2 separate regions of the Homo sapiens genome follow, and region 1 is linked to region 2. Evidence: chromatin loops called from intact Hi-C (ENCODE). Cell type or tissue: CD4-positive, alpha-beta T cell. All regions are shown on one strand. Links, peaks and the distances in the headings refer to the core of each region. The heading gives the core; the rest is flanking DNA. Region 1 has its middle 9.7 kb from the start of TMEM236. Region 2 overlaps CUBN (cubilin).

Evidence for each region. Peaks named below come from ENCODE experiments on the same cell type or tissue, not always from the same donor. Only the 100,000 strongest peaks of a DNase experiment are listed, where the experiment ranks them.
Region 1: it touches region 2 in a loop (3-fold over the local background); 5 of 110 quality-filtered maps call a loop at or near these places.

What each region holds. Positions count from the first base shown.
Region 1 is chr10:17,735,818-17,749,088 of GRCh38, forward strand. No RefSeq gene overlaps it. Among named protein-coding and RNA genes, the nearest start is that of TMEM236, 9.7 kb to the right of the region's middle. In CD4-positive, alpha-beta T cell, for the core only: CTCF peaks have their summits at 7,220 (motif pointing left) and 7,421; a DNase peak (open chromatin) is centred at 7,214.
Region 2 is chr10:16,839,471-16,847,470 of GRCh38, forward strand. CUBN (cubilin) reads right to left here. Exons shown (of 67, transcript NM_001081.4): 61 at 1,415-1,577; 62 at 860-1,065. Among named protein-coding and RNA genes, the nearest start is that of RSU1, 26 kb to the left of the region's middle. In CD4-positive, alpha-beta T cell, for the core only: CTCF peaks have their summits at 3,996 (motif pointing right) and 4,197; a DNase peak (open chromatin) is centred at 3,991.

The DNA of each region.
Region 1 (13,271 bases), core at 2,788-10,787, 900 kb after region 2:
GATCGCCTGAGGTCAGGAGTTCAAGACCAGCCTGGCCAATGTGGTGAAACCCTGCCTATACTAAAAAAAAAAAAAAAAAAAAAATACAGAAATTAGCCAGGCATGGTGGTGCGTGCCTATAATCCCAGCTATTCAGGAGGCTGAGGCAGAAGAATTGCTTGAACCTGGGCGGCGAAGGTTGCAGTGAGCCAAGATCATGCCATTGCACTCCAGCCTGGGCAACAAGAGTGAAACTCCATCTCAAAAATAAATAAATAAATAAATATTTAAATAAATAAAATAAAATGAAAAAATTATATCTCTCTTAAAGGCCCTTCCAGCTACAGTGGCTCCAGGTGATGTGAAAAATACCATCCCTTTATTTATTCAACATGCTCTTATCTTGTCCTTACTATGGGACAGGCACCAGTCTAAGTGCTTTTCAAATAACTCATTGAAACTAGGATGATACTAATAACCCCCTGCCATAGGTGAGGAGACTGAGGCACAGAGAGATTAATTATTTGCCCAAGTTCATCCAGCAGGTGGCATAGCTGGGGTACAAACCTAGGCAACCTTTGTGCTTGTGTCCGCCATGGTGTGCTGTCTCCCATCTTGTCACTGAACAATTGATTCAGTCTCTGCTGTGTGGGAAGCCCCTCCTGAGAATGCTGGAGGCCACAGGGGAGAATGAATCAGGTCCTTGTTCTCCAGGGTCTTGCACTAATGGAGAATTTTGTATTTTTCTCTCTCCATGTGTGTGTGCGTGTCCCACAGGAGGACTCCAGATTAAGCATTTGCATGTAAGAATGTCTCATTAGAATGTGGAAGTCTACATTAAGTGTAGGTTAAAGAATTGGTTCCAGGTTTTTAGTTTGCTTATTTAAGATTGTTTAAATAAACCTTAGCGTTCTAACCTGATGGTAGTAAACTAGGTCAGACTTCTGCGGGGAACTATAGAGACATACTTGGTCCAAAGTTCTACCTATTCAATACCTAAGATTAATAAAATTGTGTATAGAAATTTAAGTAGTTATGCTGAATCACATCCCTTAAAAATGGTTTTTGTCAACCCTAATCCCCTTCATGTGTGTAAATTTAAGCTTCTCGCAGAAAATAATGGAATCTTTATTATCTGCTATTACACCAGGAGCAATCATTTTTGCAATATTCACTTTATAAATGTTGAGTGGGTGGCCAGTTCCACTTCACCGTATGCAAGCTGGGTCTCCAGAGCCCTGGAGAATCACACTCAGGAGCTTCAGGGGACAGGCTTTTCTGAAAGAACTACTTACTGAAGGCCAAGGGAACAGACACCCTCAACTGTCACCACCCTGGGCCCAAAGGAGCAAGCGTTCAGCGGCAAGTGTGTACAGTGATTGCTGGGCCTAGGAGGAGGGATGGACTGACAGAGCTGAAACTGGCACAGTGAGTGGGAAAGAGGGACAAGGGAATCAACACCCTCGCTTCTCCTGCTGCCCTTTGGCCTCCTGCCAGTCCTCTCACTGGCCAAACCCAACTCGAATACAGAGTGATGGGGAAATATTGAGGACAGGGAGAGAAGTGGAGGAGAGCCAGCATGCTGGAGACATACTCAATTGAAGCAGGCATTGTCTAGCTCACCACCTGCAAAAACATTAAATTTTTCCTCTGGCAGTTATATTACCATGCCTATTATTTTATGAAAACCCAAAACATGTTCTAGGTTCTTTCGAGTTAATTTGCTGTGTACATTGCTAAGAATTTACATAAAGTACTGAATTTAAATTATCAGTAGGTGGCGCTGCTGAGATTGACTCTTGAAAAATCCAAATTAGCCATTTAACGGAAGATGATCTAGACTTCAGACAGATTATTTGGGAAAAAACATAACGCTGCAGGACAGTTCATTTATGATTCACTGTTTTCTCATGACATCTGGAATGCACCGATTTTTACAATTTTATTTCCTTAATATGTGGACCATTCTGGGTTTTCTCAACAATTAAAGAGCAGGGGCTGATGTTTCTCCGCAGAATTAGAAGGATGGTCATGCTATAGGCCGTATGCTAGACAAGGGGTAGCTGTTGCCTTTATGTCTTAATTTTCTGTTAGAGATTCACATAATGAATTATAATGTGGATCAAGATTTTTAAAATGGTTCAATTTGAATTTTCCGGAGAAGAGAATTAGATGCAGGGAACTTCAGAGCCACGTCTTCTGAAAGCATCAGAAGTGAGCCCCTGAGGGGCCATTTTCCTAGCAACCCTCAAGAAATAGAGTACTGCAGGCCTTTACCAATAGAAATAGGCCCATAAAAATCCGGGAGTTGTGAAATGTTTAACCTGACATATGGATTTTAAAGATGCCCAAGTCCTCTATTTTCCAAACGACATCAGAGGGGTACTTGGTAAAATACAGATTCCCAGGCCTTTTGCCTGCAGATTCTGATTGAGTCAATCTGGGATGGGACTGGAAAGCTATAATTAGCAGGTGCCTCCCCACCCCCGCAGGAGTCCTTAGGTCACACTAGTTTGGGAAACACTGATACTATGCAGCCTCCTCCTTTCCAACAAGTGTCTTCACCTACTTGGTGTAAAGCTTCACAGACATTCTGAGGTCACAATTACCTTTGAAAATTGAGGAAAGCTAGGGACCCTTTCACTAGAAAAATACTCCTGCCCAGAGGTTTACGTATAATTTCAGGTGTTTCAGGGACCCTTTAGAACTCTTTTTTTTTTTTTTTCAGACGGACTCTCGCTGTATCACCCAGGCTGGAGTGCAGTGACACGATCTCGGCTCACTGCAACCTCTGCCTCCTAGGTTCAAGAGATTCTCCTGCCTCAGCCTCCTGAGTAGCTGGGATTATAGGTGCCCACCACCATGCCTTGATATTTTTTTTTTTTTTTGTAATTTTAGTAAAGATGGAGTTTTGCCGTGTTGGCCAGGGTGGTCTCAAACTCCTGACCTCAGGTGATCTGCCCGCCTCCCAAAGTGCTGGGATTACAGGCATGAGCCACCACACCCGGCCTAGAACTCTTTTCTGTAGCCTTTCTTATGAACCTCTATCCTAGAGTTGGTTTAAAACTCTCCAGCCTAGATTTCAAGGCTTCCCCTAATCTTGCCCCATCCTACCAGTTGAGCCTCTTGTCTCATTATTCCCATGATAGCCAGGAGCTGTGAAGAGGAACCAGTTATATTCCAAGTCAAAATCAAAGGAACCTCTGTGCTTTCCTTTAAGCATATACGAGTCCTTTGCAATAGAGTGGAGTCTGTTAAGGAAACACACTAGGCAGGATTTTGTAGATTGTGGTCATTGGCATCTTCCAGGGAGAAAAAAGATGATAAAAGTCACTGGTGATCTGCCAAGGCAGACGTTTCACTTCGCTTTCTTCTCTTCCCAAGGACACAGTGTCTGATTTGTAGAGCATCATTTTGGGCCCTGTCATGGCACAGCAGAAGTCATTCTTACAACCCCCTGGTGAGCCACAGGGGCTTACTTCAGACTCCACCAGAGTCTTGCTGAAATATCTGTTAGCATCAGTAGGCTTGGATCCTACCAGCAATTAGAGTTGTCCAGTCACTCAAAAAAATTTTTGTTTTTTTAAAAGAGACAGGGTCTTGCCATGTTGCCCAGGCTGGTCTTGAACTCCTAGGCTCAAGTGATCCTCCCACCTCAGCCTCTTAAGTAGCTGAGCCTATAGGGGCACACCACCATACCCGGCTCCCAGTCATCCAAATATTTTAAATTATTGAGACTAGTAGGTTTATTACTAGCCTGAATCAATCCATCAACAGTCTGATGCTGGCCTTGTACTGTAAGTCCAAAGTATTATTGTTATTACAGAGGAGGGTCATATAGATTAATTTAAATACCTTAAGTCAGATCATACATAAATGTTGAAAATAGAAGTCATACCTGGGCCACTACCTCTTTGGTGGTGATTTAAACCATTACATTTTGTTTACTTCTGTACTTACGATGATGACTAGGTGTTTACATTAAATTGGCTTATCCATGCTTAAATAATATAGGAACAAAAAATATACTCAAATGGCAAGATACAGTTTTAAAAAATATACATGCAAACAGTTTAAAAGTGTAACTAATTGTTGGTATGTATGATGTTTTCATTTAATTCCCATTGTTTCATTTTAACAATGATATAAAGGTCAAAATAGAATTTAGCAGATGTTTAACCACTAGAAGGATCTAACATTGAGTAAGTGGACAGAAAACAGTTAACTGAGCAGGCTGGACTGCTGTCTTTTGAAAGGCCTGTTTACAAAGTTGGCCCTTGGCTGGCGTCTGGGAACTTAAATTTCGGGAGGGTTCCCACAATTCCCAGAATTGATAAGAGTGGCTCACTGTGCCTAAATGATTTGCGTCAATGATGTGGTTTATGCTGAACACCTGCTTGCCTTCTGGGAGTCTGGAAGTTTGGTGGGTTCCAGGCAGAATGTGCCTTGGCGACCAGCGCCCCGTAAAAACCATGGGCACCGAGTCACTGAGGAGCTTTCCTGGTGGCAACATTTCATGTGTTGTCATGGCCCATTGCTGCGGGAACTCAACAGGTCCTGTTTGACTCAACTGGGAGAGGACTTGTGCAAACTGGTACCCTGTTTCCCATGGACTTCATCACCTGTGCCATTTCCCTTTGCTGATTTTCCTTCAAGTTCTTTCAGTGTAAAAAATCATAGCCCTGAGTACAATCATATCTGACTCCTGTGATTCCTACACATTTATTGAAACGGGTGGTGGTCTTGGGATTCCCCCAACACAAGATACTGTCACCACCTTTAAGGAAGTAAAATGAATAAGAGAAATATGCATGTGAAACTATAGCACAAGGTTAGAATGTAAGTATGATAAGAAGAAATAGGGACCAATACTGCTTGCAGCTGGGTAATTAGATCTGGTCTTTGGTTATCTCAGTGTTTTGTAGCAAATTTAGTGTATTTCCATTAGGACCTTTGAAAGAATCCAGCTAGACTAGTGTTGAATGAAATTTATGGGAGGCCATTATTTTGATCTAGGCTCCCAGCAGATCAGACTAAACCCAAATGCAGTCACCAGTTGAAAGTTGAAAGTGCCATGTCATCAAATTGAACTTTGAGAAGTTTTCCAAACACCTGGAGATTTATAGCAGCCAATCAGAAGGGGCCCAGTGTACCTGAGCCAACATGCTAAGGAGGCCCCCTCTGATGTAAACTTATAAAGTAATTATTAAAAGACCATATCTGCTATTCGTTTCTTATTTCTGCTCTCTTCAGCCCTTTTCTGTCTATACAGCCAGTCTCTTCTGCTCTACTCGTCAAGGTTTTTATACTATTTTATAGAATGAGATGCTGTCCTGATTCATGAATTGCAATAAATGTCTGCTCAATTTTTAAATGAATTTTATTGTAATTTATTTTTTTTTGAGACGGGATCTCACTCTATTGCCCAGACTGGAATACAGTGGCATGATCATAGTTCACTGCAGCCTTGACCTCCTGGGCTTAATCAATCCTCCCACCTCAGCATCCTGAGTAGCTGGGCTACAGGCGTGTACCACCACGTGTGGCCAGTTTTTGATATTCTGTGGAGATGGAGTCTCACCATGTTGCCCAGGCTGGTCTTGAACTCGTGTGCTCAACCTGGAGGTTCAGGTAAAATTTCCTGAATAACAACTGGCCCATTCTCTGTGCTTAAACTATTAAAAAACAAACAAACAAACAAACAAAATTAGACTCATGCCTATAGTCCTAGCATTTTGGGAGGTTGAGGTGGGAGCATCACTTGAAGATAGGAGTTTGAGACCAGCCTGGGCAATATGGCGAGACCCTGTATCTACTAAATAAAAATTAGGCAGGAGGTGGCTAAGGTGGTGATATGCACCACCTAAGTCCCAGTTACTTAAGAGGCTGAGGTGGGAGGATGACTTGAGCCCAGGATTTCAAGGCTGCAGTGAGCTAGGATTGCACTACTACACTCCAGCCTGGCAACAGAGTGAGACCTTGTCTCAAAAAAAAATTGGTGCCCAGTCACGGTGGCTCACATCTGTAATCCCAGCACTTAGGGAGGGTGAGGCAGGCAGATCACCTGAGGTCAAGAGTTCAAGACCAGACTGGCTAACATGGTGAGACCCTGTTTCTATTAAAAATACAAAAAAATTAGCCGGGCATGGTGGCGGGCGCCTGTAATCCCAGCTACTTGGGAGGCTGAGGCAGGAGAATTGCTTGAACCCAGGAGGCGGAGGTTGCAGTGAGCCCAGACCGTACCATTGCACTCTAGCCTGGGCAAGAAAAACGAAACTCCGTCTCAAGGAAAAAAAATTGGTAAAAATTCCTGCTGTCAAGAAACTTACATTTCAGTTTGAGGGAGACAGGCAAGTAACATAAAAGTAAAATATTATGTTAGATAGTGTTACATGATAAAAATGAGGCAGAAAGAGGGATAGGAAGCTGGGGGAGTTGATGAAATTTTAGATAAATTATCTCATGAGAAGATGTCACTTAAGACCTGAAGAACGGGAGGCGGTTGGCTTTTTGGATATCTCTGGGGAGTTTTCCAGGCCAAGAGAATAACAGGGCAAAGTCTAACAGAAGCCTTTATGCTTGGTGTGTTTGAAGAATATTGAGGAGGACAAGGAGAGAGGAAATTTAGTCAGAGAGAGAGGTGGTAGGGGAGAGATCGTGGAAGGCCTGGAAAATTATGGTGAAGCCTAGGGCTTTGATCTAAGTGGCTTTTGAGATGAGCTCTGACGTACCTCACTAAATATCAAACTAAATGAGCCAAATTTACATAGTTCAAGATGGCGTATGATCCTCCACAAGACTCACAACTTAATAGCCTAAATTTTAAAAAGGAATAATTAAGGTTGGAAGATTTCAAGCCTATAATATCTTTTAAAATATCAACTCAAGGCCAGGCACATTGGCTCACACCTGCAATCCCAGCACTTTGGGAGGCCGAGGCAGGCAGATCACTTGAGGTCAGGAGTTTGAGACCAGCCTGGCCAACATGGTGAAACCCCGTCTCTACTAAAAATACAAAATTAGTCGGGCATGGTGGTGCATGCCTATAATCCCAGCTATTCGGGAGGTTGAGGCAGGAGAATCGCTTGAACCCCGGAGTTAGAGGTTGCAGTCAGCCGAGATCGCGCCACCGCACTCCAGTCTGGACAACAGAGTGAAACCGTGTCCCAAAAAAATACATACGTATATGTGGGTATCAACTCAAAAATTGTGATGAAAACAGAACAAAACCAAACCTGCGCCACCCAGTGGAGTAAGGAAGCACTGCATACAGGCAGATCACTCAGAATTTTTTTTTTTTTTTTTTCTTGAGACGGATTTTTGCTCTTTTTGCCCAGGCTGGAGTGCAATGGCGCGATCTTGGCTCACCACTCCCGACCTCAGGTGATCCGCCCGCCTTGGCCTCCCAAAATGCTGGAATTACAGGCATGAGCCACCGCACCCGGCTAGAAATTTTAACTTTTATCTACAGTGATCACATTAACTGCACAATTATCATTTTTGCTTACTTTGTGAATATATGGTGGGCAGGACTACTAATAGTTATTTTAAGATATTTTAAGTTACGTACGGAAGAATTGGAGAGTTGCAAACTTATTAAGTCCTCAACAGTGAAGATGTGGGAAATTTAGTTTAAAGCATCCTTGTGAACTTTGGGATGAATTTATGCTAATTGATTAGGCCTGAACCTACATTTTTGTCTGTTTAAATTTGTTACTCTGGAATACCAAAAGGCTAACTTGTTTTAGTCCCTTGAAAAATAAAATTTGAGAATTGTTGCAAACAGTGAAGGGACTTCCTTTTTTCCTTTAATACAGTTTTTTAAAAATTTCTAGCTCATTTACACATTACCACACACACAATTTGTGTGATGACTACATAGTGGAGTCGGAAATTTTAATTCACTTTCTTTCCCTTTTAAGATCTGGGAAATTTTAATGGAATGACATTTTAAGGGAGCATAATTTTTTTTTTAAGTAAGGATTTCCTATACATTTTGTTAATTTCAAGAACAGAGTCGGCCAGGCGTGGTGGCTCACACCTGTAATCCCAGCACTTTGGGAGGCCCAGGAGGGCAGATCACAAGGTCAGGAGATCGAGACCATCCTGGCTAACACGGTGAAACCCCGTCTCTACTAAAAATACAAAAATTTAGCTGGGCTTGGTGGTGGGCACCTGTAGTCCCAGCTACTCAGGAGGCTGAGGCAGGAGAATGGCCTGAACCCAGGAAGCGGAGCTTGCAGTGAGCTGAGATTGCGCCACTGCACTCCAGCCTGGGTGACACAGCGAGACTCCGTCTCAAGAAACAAAAACAAAAACAAAAAAAAAAACAACAATAGAGTCACCAGTTATAAAAGGGCCACAAAAGTGAATACACTGTCACCTTTGCTTTTACAAAGTTGCTTATTTGATAGCCAAACAGATGAAATAATACTTTTTCCTATAGTATATATTTAGCATAATCTGGACTATGATAGCATGAAATTGGTCAAGGGGGCTTATATCAGATAGTAATATCATCTTACTAAATTCTCTTCAAGTGATTGATTGGTCATGCCTGCGTGCGATGATCAGCAACTCTGGAAATTTCAAATAATCAGTAAACCAGGCCCCGGAACCTACTTTCACTTCTTCCCTAGGCTCTATGTACATTCAGCTCCATCCCAAGAGCAGTTTCACTGCCACTAGCTCCTGTCTTTTTGCACATCATAAGATCACAGGAAACAAACCACGGATATGCCAGAACATTCCTGGCAGTTTGTACATTGTGTTTCACAGACCCTACACTGAAAACAATGAGCAAACCTTGAGATTACAAATGATCTTCCTAACAATTTTAGAGACTCGATTTTTGACTTCCTGCCTGCAGGAAGGAAATGACAGTTGGAAGTGTGGAGAACAGGTGTTCCCCTGCACAGAATGATATCTTCTGCTTACTAAAATAAAAAACACTGCATCAACACTCCTACATGGAAGTGAACTCTAACCACAAGGCTCAGTCTTTTCACCACGGATCCAGCTTCAGAAACCCAAATCTGTTTCCTACCAGGAAGCTGTTAAACCCAGCATTAAAGAGCAAAGTAAGGCGCAGAGTTCCTCGAATCAGTACTGGGTTAATCCAAGTAAAGAATCTGGGTGGTTTGAAAATGTCCCCTTCCATGTCTTTCCAGTTACCACAGTACAACTGCATGGCACACTTATCAGAGGACTTAGAAGGGCAGGAATCAGGATTGGAGTAAACGGGTCCCAGCTGAAGGGTAGGTAGGTGATCTTAAACCCTCTTTCATCTCCCGTTGTCTTTGTCTCCAAGTCAGGGGTCTGGGATTATTTCCTCCCAGTAGCTTAGTGTTGGCATAATAGCTTTCTTTTTCTTTGCCAAGGTCGCTAGTTGCTCTATCCCTCATGAAGGAACCTTCGCTGCTTCATAATCCTTTCTGTGAAACTCAGGCAAATGACACCTTAAAAGGGCTGAAGACTCTGACATAATTGAAGGCCATGCCTCGGGTCAGAGAAATACCAGACAGTCCTCTCCAGTCTCCTTCATTAATGGTGCAAACCCATTAGGGCGTGTGCATTTTCTGAGGGCCCACAGATTGGAGAAGGCTGGGGAAATATTGTAGCACTCCCATCTATGAAGCCGTGGTGAATGCTTGAAAAGGGTCATAGTCTTTTTCAACAGGCATCACGAGATTAATCAGTTCTGCAATCCACAGCGACTTTGTCTTTTCTCTTTTACCTTGAGACCCCAAGGAGCCATGCTGTGGAGAAAGAGATCTGGTAGCTTTATTTGGAGCCAAGCATTGCAAGGGTAAGGAGGAGCGAGCGAGGAAATTGAAGCCTGTAGACTGAGTGAGTAGATTGAATTGAGACTCATAGAACATGATTTCTCCTTCTGAAATGTCAGCGTGGGAGACAGCTCACTCTCCCTTGGAATAAAAAAAGAGTTAACCATGATCAAATCCCTTCACATTCCTTCTGCTGCCTACTTCTGTCTATTTTTTTTTCTCTGCCGTATTCTTATTTCTTTAATTTTTTTTTCTAATTTTTATTCCTAACTCACCACTTCTCTCTCTCTTTTTGAGTTGGAAGGAGGACGGGGTCTCTGTTGCCCAGGTTTGGAGTGCAGTGGCGCAATCATAGCTCAACCTCCTGGGCTCAAGCGATGCTTCCTCTTCAGTCTCCTGAGTAGCTGGGACTACAGGCACACACCTCCATGCCCAGATAATTTTTGTATTTTTCATAGAGATGGGGTTTTGCCATGTTGTCCAGGTTGGTCTTGAACTCCTGGGCTCAAGCAATCTGCCCACCTCAGCCTCCCAAAGTGCTGGGATTACAGGCATGAGCCACTATGCCTGGCCGTCTCCACTTCTCTTATACTTCTCTTGTGCATTCCTTTTTTCCAGGAATACATATTAAGGGACCGTTGTGTGCTTGGCACTGTGCTGAGAAATGAGGATGCACAGATGAAAAGCAGATGCTCTCTGCCTTCCAGGAGCTCACGGTTTTGTGAGGGACCCAGTGTGTAAATGAATGGTATAAGAACATTTTATCATTTGTGCTACCCTACAAGTATCCAAAAGATGTTTTGAGCCTGGGCACAGTGACTCACGCCTGTAATCCCAGCACTTTGGGAGGCTGAGGCGGGTGGATCACTTGAGGTCAGGAGCTCGAGACCAGCCTAGCCAACATGGCGAAACCCCATCTCTACTAAAATACAAAAATTAGCTGGGCATAGTGACTGATGCCTATAATCTCAGCTACTCTGGAGGCTGAGGCAGGAGAATCGCTTGAGCCTGGGAGGCGGAGGTTGCAGTGAGCCGAGATTGCGCCACTACACTTCAGCCCAGGTGACGGAGCAAGACTCTGTCTCAAAAAAAAAAAAAAAAGGTGTTTTGAGAAAGGAGGGATGACTTAATTCCGCTTGGAAAAGCAGAGTAAGAAAAGGTTGCACAGAGGAGCAGGAGAGAAAACAAGGGTCTGTAGAAGGATGAAGCTTCCCTTTTCAGCCTTTTCCTATGAAAGCAGGAGAGGATGATCCAATTCCACCCAAAGGCCCAGCCAGAAAACAGTGGTTCAAACCTGTCTCCTGTCTTCTGCTTGCCTCTTGACTATTTCGCTGCTCTTAGGTACTACCGTTAAAAGGATAATTGAAGTGCAGTTTGATTATTTGGCTTCTATAAAGTAAGGGAAATCAAATTGGTGGAGGATAGATTTTAAAAAAAAGCACAAAATTGTTATTGAACTCCCTCCACCCCACTTCACCCATGCTCTAGGGACAGCCCTGTGAACAGTTTGACAAGTATCTTCCTGGATTTTAAAATTTACGTAGAAACCTACAACTACAATATTTGAAATCAAAAAGATTGTACCACTGATGTTGTTAGACATAGTATCTGTATCTTGCTTCTCTGTCCCACCCTCTTCCCTATCTTACTACATCATGAACATTCTTAGAACTATTTTTCCTTGAAAAAAATCATTATTATTTTTAGAGGCAGGGTTTCCCTCTGTTACCACAGGCTAGAATGTATTTGCTGTTCACAGGTGCAATCAAAGTGCACTGCAGCCTCGAACCCCTGGGCTCAAGCAATCCTCCCACCTCAGCCTCCCTAATAGCTGGGACTATAGGTGCATGCCACAATGCCTGGCTAAATTTTTAATTTTTTTTTTTTTTTTTTTGGTAAAGACAGGGTCTTGCCATGTTGCCCAGGCTTGTCTGAGACTCTTGGCCTCAAGCAATCCTCTCACCTTGGCCTCCCAAAATACTGGGATTGCAGTATTTCACTGCACCCAGCCAGAACAATTTTTCAAAGGAAATATTATTACACTATACAGAGAAAATTGCTGTAGCAATATACAGCTACCGCTTTGAGTCAACAGAAAGACTGATACAAAGCTTACCTCCTCTGAGAAGGCTTCTCTGATAAACTGTGAGTTTTTTCCATCCTTTCCCCTGTATTTTCTGGTAATTTTCCATGGGGTTTCTGAATGGTATTTGGCCTCTGCTCATAAACACACTCCTTTGTCTTATTCTCAAGCCCTTTCTCTAGCAAAGAAGAAAGACCACCTTTTGTAAGGGCACATGTGAGCTGGAAAGTTCAACAACTCAGACACCTGTAAAGACTGGTCTTTCTTGGCATGCTTGCTTCTCCCTGTTGATCTGTCCTAGCCTTCTCACTCCCAGGTTCCTTGCTCAACTCACTCTTCTATTCCCTCCCCGCCTGGCTTCTATTTGTTCATTCATCAGATAGAATTGACAACATGCCAGGAGTGGAGGTTCCAGCCCGTAGAGTTTGGCTTGCTCTAATTCTGACTCAAACTCATGACCTTCTTTAGCTCCACTTACCAAATTCTCCCCATGTTTCTGAGTTCAAATTCCTAAGGGTGAGAATCCGATTGACCTGGTTTGTGCCAGGCTACACATAGATGGCTGGACACTCTATGGCCCAGGACCCATTCATTCAAGAAGATGTGGCTGAAGAAGGGAGATGGACTGTGGGCAGGTCACCCTTCCCAGTCCTAACTCGCCCAGAGTACTTACTCCACCAGTGTCCTCGGGTCTTTGCGGGGCACTTGTGTTATCTCCCTAAGCAGAACGTGAGTTAACAGGGACTGCCGTGATCTGCACGCAGGAAGTGTTCAAAGGACAATGCGAACACATGCAACTGTTTCTTTACATGGAGTTGGACTTGTGGCAGGCAGAAAGTGAGAATCACAGCCTTCCTCCTAAAGAAACCACAGCCAGTGACCAGGGCATTCCAGGAGGTAGAAAACACTGGTCACAGGTCACGTCACATGAGTGCTAACACTCATGGGGTAATCTTGTAAAGGTGACCGGAAGCAGTGGCTCACACCTGTAATCCCAGCACTTTGGGAGGCCGAGGTGGGTGGATCACTTGAGGCCAGGAGTTCGAGACCACCCTGGCCAATAGGATGAAACCTCGTCTCTACTAAAAATACAAAAATTAGCCAGGTGTGGTGATGGGTGCTTGTAATCCCAGCTATTAGGGAGGCTGAGGCAGGAGAATCGTTTGAACCCAGGAGACAGAGGTTGCAGTGAGCTGAGATTGCACCACTGCACTCCAACCTGGGAGACAGAGCGAGACTCTGTCTCAAAAAATTAAAAAAATAAAGGTGGAGGAAGATTATGAATCAGAGGAATGTTACAGGCGGGAAATAGAAAGCTAGTGCCAGTTTTAAATTCTCATAAATGGAAATAAAAATTGAGCATTCAAAATGGAATTTTAGGCCTGGGTAAGAGACTTCTTTCTCCAGAGTCAAGCTATTCAATA
Region 2 (8,000 bases), core at 1-8,000:
ATCATCACTAGCCATCAGAGAAATGCAAATCAAAACCACAATGAGATACCATCTCACACCAGTTAGAATGGTGATTGTTAAAAAGTCAGGAAACAACAGGTGCTGGAGAGGATGTGGAGAAATAGGAACGCTTTGACACTGTTGGTGGAACTGTAAACTAGTTCAACCATTGTGGAAGTCAGTGTGGTGATTCCTTAGGGATCTAGAACTAGAAATACCATTTGATCCAGCCATCCCATTACTGGGTATATACCCAAAGGATTATAAATCATGCTGCTATAAAGACACATGCACACGTATGTTTATTGCGGCACTATTCACAATAGCAAAGACTTGGAACCATCCCAAATGTCCAACAATGATAGACCGGATTAAGAAAATGTGGCACATACACACCATGGAATACTATGCAGCCATAAAAAATGATGAGGTCATGTCCTTTGTAGGGACATGGATGAAGCTAGAAACCATCATTCTCAGCAAACTATCGCAAGGACAAAAAACCAAACACCGCATATTCTCACTCATAGGTGGGAATTGAACAATCGGAACACATGGACACAGGAAGGGGAACATCACACACCGGGGCCTGTTGTGGGGTGGGGGAAGAGGGGAGGGGGGAGGGATAGCATTAGGAGATATACCTAATGTTAAATGACGAGTTAATGGGTGCAGCACACCAACATGGCACATGTATACATATGTAACAAACTTGCACATTGTGCGCATGTACCCTAAAACTTAAAGTATAATTAAAAAAAAGAAAATTATTTCATCATGGCTTCATTACTTCAAGTGTTTTGCAAATACTGGTGAAAAGGTCACTAGATGTGACTGCCATTCATCTTATAATTGTTACCTGCGGTGAGTCCTGAAGCTGTAAGTAATTCTGCGTGCAGTCTTGCGAGGTCAGCTGTAATGCCCACACAGTTATCTTGACCTGCTGATGCGGAGGGGAATCAATGACCCAAGTACAGATGGAAAATGGGACATCTGGGTCTGATGAATTGGGTGATGAAATATTTTGTGGGGTCCAAGTTGCATTGTATGTTCCACCACAAGGCACTGGAGAGGGAGGAAAAAGCAACACAGGAGACATTTTATTCATGTCTCATCTCAGGCAATCTTTGCAATTCTGTCTTCCCTGCCTCCCACCCCGGAGGAGCTATATTTTCATTACTCTATTAAGAATTCAGGGTTTATATCCTTGACTAAAGATTGTATCAAATTTGTACCACAGATTAAACATACAGTAATTAACATGGTGTTTAGCAATTGACATTGAGTTTAGATAGTAATTGACATTGAGTTTAGTAATTAACATTGAAATTTCGATATAATAAGCAGGGCATTCTTTTCAGTGCATAAATACATGTGTATTTCATAACATATAAAAATGCTTCTATTTACTCACTGTCCATGATGGTGTATGTAGCATTAAATCCTTCCCTCTCTAATGTTAAGTCACTGATGAATTGAACCGTAAGGAAGTTACCAGAAGAGATAAAAGGAGCAGGTACTGTGGAACCACAAAACGTTCCAGCCAAGTTCGCATTTTCACTATCCCCATCATATAACTGAGAAGAAAAACAATTCATTACTTCTCCATTACTTACAAAAAATTGCATATTTCACACTAAATTGGACGCGAAGTTGCAATAGGTCACGGTAAACATTTTTACATTGATTTTCTTAGAGGTAGTCTTAATTTAGGAACAGAATTATAATTGGATTGATTATATTATGACTTTCAGGAAAAACCTGTTATGACGCCTAACATTTTTTTCCTCTTTGGGAAATATATGATTTTTAAAAGAAGGTGTTATGAGAGTCCGCTCACCCACTGCTACTTTAACCTCTGCACCGACTCACACTATGGCCCCAACTGCTCTGATCTCTTGCCTAGATGATCACTGCAGCCTCCCATGAAGCCCCTGATTCTGCTCGTGTTCCTCTTTAGTGTATCCTCAAAATGTCATCGAGAGGATACTGTTAAAATGTAAGTCACACCATGTCACTGCTCTGCTGAAATCCTCCTAACTGCTTCCCATCCACTCAATCAAACAGCCAAAGGCATCACAATGGCTTTCTCTCCTCTCCCACCCCTGACCTTTCTAATCTAATTTCTTATTGTCTTCACTTTGTTCGATTCCGCTTCTTGAGCCAAACCAGGTGTGTTGCTGCTTCTTGGGTATGGCATTTGCTGTTCACTTTGCCTGGAATGCTCTTCCCTGTATATCCACATAGTTTGTCCTCGTGCATTTCTTCAGGTCTTTACTCACATATCCCCAACTCGGCCGGGCGTGGTGGTACACCCCTGTAATCCCATATACTTGGGAGGCTGAGGCAGGAGAATAACTTGAATCTAGGAGGTGGAGGTTACAGTGAGCTGAGATGGTGCCACTACACTCCAGCCTGGGTGACAGTGCAAGACTGTCTCAAAAAAAAAAAAAAAAAAAAGATATCCCCAACTCAATAAGGCCTTCCAGATGTAAACTCTCCCAACATTCCCATCTCCTTTCCTGCTTGATTTTTCTCCACAGCAACTGTTACCTTCTTCTATATACTACATATTTAGCTTTTTTTTTTTTTGAAATAAGGTCTCACGCTGTTGCCCAGGCTGGAGTGCAGTGCTGCAATCATAGCTCACTGCAACCTTGAACTTCTGGGCTCAAGTGATCCTCCCACCTCAGCCTCCCAAGTACCTGGGACTACAGGTGCATGCCACCATGCCTAGCTAATTAAAAAAAATTTTTAGAGATGGGGTCTTCCTATGTTGTCCAGGCTAAACTTGCTTATTTCATTGGCTTTCTCTCTGAAGACAATACAAGTTCCATGAATGTACAGATTTCTTTTCTGCTCACTGCCATGTTCCCAGTTTTTAGAAAAGTGTCTGCACGTGAGAGGCTCTCAATAAATATCTAATAAATAAATAAACAAGTGCTTTGATTCCTCTGTCCCACTAGCCCTCCCAAAACTGTTCTCCCAGAGCCATCTTTACCTCAATGTTTCAAGCCTACAACTTTAGTCATCTCTGATTCCTCTCTCTCTCTCTTCACTCCACAACTACTCCAATCTACCTTCAAAATATATCCCAGAGGGCTCCATCTCCAGGTGATCTCCATCGTCCTTCACCTGTTCCCACTGAAACATCTTCTTAATAGGCCTAATTCCGGAGCAGCCATAGTGTTCTCCACTGAACTGCCTGCATGTCTGCAAACTCCAATGAGGTGATGCTCCTGCTCTGTCTAAAATGCTTCGGCAGATCCCCATTGCACCTAAAGTAAAATTCCAGCTCCCTCCCACAGTCTGCAAGCCCCAGCTGCTCTGGCCTGTGCCTCCTTCCCAGGCTGCCCACACCTCACTGCTAGCTGCACTTCCTTCATCCCAGGAGGACTCCTGTCCACAGCCCTGTTCCTGCTGCTCTTCCTTCCTCAGGTGAAGCTGAACCCACACAGCTAAGGACTCCCTGTCATGGGCCCTCACCTGACATGTCACCTCCTCAGAGAAGCCAATGCTATTGAATGTTGCCCTCCCATAGCATCATCCTGTTTTATTTTCCTATTATAATCAAAACTGATCTTATTTATTGTTTATTTACTTTGTCCGGTCTCTTTCCCAACAAGGATGTAAGTCCCACGTGTGGGGAGACAGAGACTCTGTCTGACTTCTTCACTGTGGTGTCGCCAGCACCCAGAACAATTCCCAACCATGGCTCCCTTCTAGAAACATCCATCGAAATAGTGGGTGCTTGGATTTCCCTGAAACACATAACTAGAAAATGTTTTCTTCTGAGTAATCTCCATTGTACTTCTAAAATGAGTGTCTGTGTGTATCTAACTCCAAATATTCAATTCATAACAGAGCTATGTGTTCAAGGCCTCAGAACAGCCATGACCATGACCACTGACATTATTCTAAAGTGCTAGGATTATGTAAGACAGGAATGACTAAAACCAGTCATTGTAAAAGAAAAAGAAATGCACCACTAGATGGCACTGTCTTTCCAACTTAAACATGATTTTAGTTAATTCAGAATCAGATGAAACTCGAGTTTTCTAATCTTCACCCCTTTGTTTCATGGAAGAGCACATTTGCCAAGTTTTAGGTCATGCACTTTTTCTGGTAAACAAGTTAAAATTTCATGATAATCATTGCTGTCTTTATGATCACATTTATATTAGCAAGCATTTTTATTCTGGGACCTGTATGCCAGGCCTCTGTGCTAGATCCCAGGCATACAAGGACATGTAAAGCCCTTTCCAGATCTTCAAGACATAAGACCCCTTCATGAACAAAGGAGAGTAAAGGTCTACAAATTAAATATACAAATACATATATTTGTGTAATATGCACATACACTATGCATACACATAAATATATGTGTATATAAATTATATACAAAATAGAGAAAAATAAGTGCTACAATAAAATAATGGGAGTGTATCATGAGAACCCACGTGATGGAGACAGACATTTGGGTTGGCCCTTAAATGTAAGTAGAGACCTTCCAGACCTGCGGGGCGTGGTGGCTCATTCCTGTAATCCCAGCACTTTGGGAGGCCGAGGCAGGCGGATCGCCTGAGGTCAGGAGTTCGAGACCAGCCTGACCAAAATGGAGAAACCCCATCTCTATTAAAAATACGAAATTAGCCAGATGTGGTGGCGCAGGCCTGTAATCCCAGCTACTTGGGAGGCTGAGGCAGGAGAATTGCTTGAACCCGGGAGGCAGAGGTTGCAGTGAGCCAAGATCGCACCACTGCATTCCAGCCTGGGCGACAAGAGCGAAACTCTGTCCCCAAAAAAAAAAAAAAAGACCTTCCAGACCTACAAAACAGGAAGGGTATCCCAGCCAGACAGTAATAAATGCCAGGCCATGGAAGTGTGAAATGCATGGCACGTGTCAACAACTTCTGACCCCCTTCATTGGCCCTGGAGGCCAGGGTGAGAGAACAGGAGAAATGACGAAGTCCAACAAACAAAGCTGTGAAGTTCCATACATTTCATCCAAGGAGTCTGGATCTGATCCTACGTGATGTAAGATCAGATTTGGGTTTTAAATGGATAACTGGTAAATGTGAAGGAAGGTAGGAGGCAGAAGCCAGGGCTGGATGGAAGGAAATGACATACATACCTGGCCCCAAGCTGGTCTTGTGTTAGTTCATTCATTGCCACAGTAAGATTTCTCCTAAGTGAGTTGAAATAGCTTGTGGCCTCGGGATAACTGACATAGGAGGCTCTAAACTCCTCTGCCTCAAACCCAAGATCTCTATCTGCTCTCTTGTTCTCTGATAACACTAAACCTTCACTACAGACTTTTGCCAGGTTGCCCTACAATGCGTTGCAGGGGACGCCCTATCCAATGATGAGGAGGGGGAATCATATATAAACTGGGATATAAATGGTGCCTTTAGGATCTACACCATTATACGCAGCTACGGGCCACATTCTGGGAGCAAACATTTCCTGGCACAACTGCGATGGACCTGGAGCTTGAATTACGTTCTAAGTCTTGTGGATGTGGGTAAGTGCTGAGAAGAATGTTATATTTTCTCAACTTTTAGAAATCTGATCATTTTAGAATCTGCTAAAGATCCTGAAGGCATTGTACAAATAACTTAGTGGCAGGCAGGCTCTGCTACAACCACGGCAAAATCCCACATTTCACCCAGCTATTGACTTGAGCAGTTAGAAAAACTGGGAAAGAAAATTTTTGGATTTTAATTTCTATGAACTTTTAATGCACAAGGGCAATAGACTTTGATATTGGACTACAATTCTTTTCAAAGGTAATAATTTCATACATTAATATCCTTAGGACTTTATCTTTTAATATTTTCCTGGGAATTTGATCACAAGAGGATTTTGATATTCTTACTGGGAGCAGAATCTTAGAGTATCTTCATGAATTCTTTGATCTTATTGCAGAACCTCTGATGAGGTCTGCTGGGCAACATGCCAGGGCATAATTTAGTATGGGAAGAAGAATAGAGAGTGACTTTTCCAGTTTGGGGCTAAACTCTGACCCATTTCAGAATCTTCTGGAGAAAAAAGTTATACTAGTCCCAGATGTCTGGGAAAAAGCCACAAAGAAGCAATGATTAGAATCAGCTCTACAAGAGCAGGAGTTTTCCTAGTATTGTTTTCTAAAATCTCAATGTTCTTCTCTAGTTCTTGCAGCAATGTCTAGAATATAGTAGGTATGCTAATTAACACTGAACTGAATGAAAGAATGAATGAATAGTAGGTACGACCTCATGTGGATAGGAACGTGATGCCTTCCATAGACTGCTGATCCTCTCCCCAAAGATGGACAGCCCCTCCTCAGCTCCAGTGTCTGACACAGACTGAATGGTTAAGCCCGGTGCATTAAGTCAGACCTTCTCAATGAGGTCAATACCACCCCATAGGGAGTGTTTTGCACAAGTGTGGTGGTTTTTGGGTCATCACTATAATTTGGGCCTATAACTGGCATTTAGTAATTCACAGGACAGTTTTGCAAAGTGAAGATTTTTGTCCCACATAACTTTTGAATGTCCTGTCAGACATTTGTGTAAAAAAAAACTTGTTTATAATTATTTGATCCCAGAACCTAAGTCCATTTTATATATAAACACAAAAATATTTTTGCACAGTTTTGATATGCACCAAATTTCCAGAAATGCAATTATTGTGTAAGCTGAGGGAAGACTGTACTTTGTTTGGTTTAGAAATGTTTGTTTTGAGTTTTTCCACCATTCTGGAAACTTATCTTGCAGATGGTGATGCTGCTATTGGCATGCGGGTTGCAAATATAACCCACCCGTATTTGTTTACATTTATACTTTTTATTCACCACCATTCTACATATAAAAGGAATCTATTTTATTATGTGACTTTGTGTAGCAGTGTTAGAGTATTTACATATACGAAGACACACTATTTTATATACTTTCCTTTTATTTCTCCTTTTCATTGCCTTTGGGATAGTACAGTGATTTTCTGAAATTACATTATGGGTAGGTTATAGCATAGATGACATTCACTTCAGGTGGGAAAGGAAGGATTACAAAATATTGGCTATGAAAAGGGGCAGTGACACCTGTAATCCCAGCACTTTGGGAGGCCAAGGTAGGTGGATCACCTAAGGTCAGGAGTTCGAGACAAGCCTGGCCAACATGGTGAAACCCCGTCTCTACTAAAAATACAAAAATTAGCTGGGCATGGTGGTGCATGTCTGTAATCCCAGCAACTTGGGAGGCCGAGGCAGGAGAATCACTTGAATTCGGGAGGCAGAGGTTGCAGTAAGCCAATATCACACCATTGCACTCGAGCCTGGGTGACAAGATAGAAACTCTGTCTCAAAAAAAAAAAAAGAAAAGAAAAAGAAAAAGAAAAGGGGCACGGATGGGGTTGAGGAAAAACTGGGCAATGTTAGGATGAGGACCTCTCTCTGCTGGTTCCATACTTCCTGGCAGAAAAAGTCAGCTAGGTTCATGCTCCTCTCAGTTTCGTAAAGGATAACAAAAGGGAGTGAGTTTCTGTTCATTTTGTAAATTCCAGCTCAGCCATCACCCTCTAGAAAGCCTTTCCTAGCCAAAACAAAGCCAATCAGAGCCTCTTCTGCTCTGCCCTTCTATGTTGTTTCTATTTATGATTTTTGTCATGTTATGCAACACGTTATACAATGTGAAAAAAATGTCCGTTATTTAAATGTGTTTGGCCGGGCGTGGTGGCTCATGCCTGTAATCCCAGCACTTTGGGAGGCCGAGGCGGGCGGATCCCAAGGTCAGGACATCGAGACCATCTTGGCTAACACAGTGAAACTTCATCTCTACTAAAAATACAAAAAATTAGCTGGGTGTGGTGGCGGGCGCCTGTAGTCCCAGCTACTCAGGAGGCTGAGGCAGGAGAATGGCGTGAACCCGGGAGACAGAGCCTGCAGTGAGCCGAGATAGCACCACTGCAGTCCAGCCTGGGCAAGACAGCACCACTGCAGTCCAGCCTGGGCAAAACAGCAA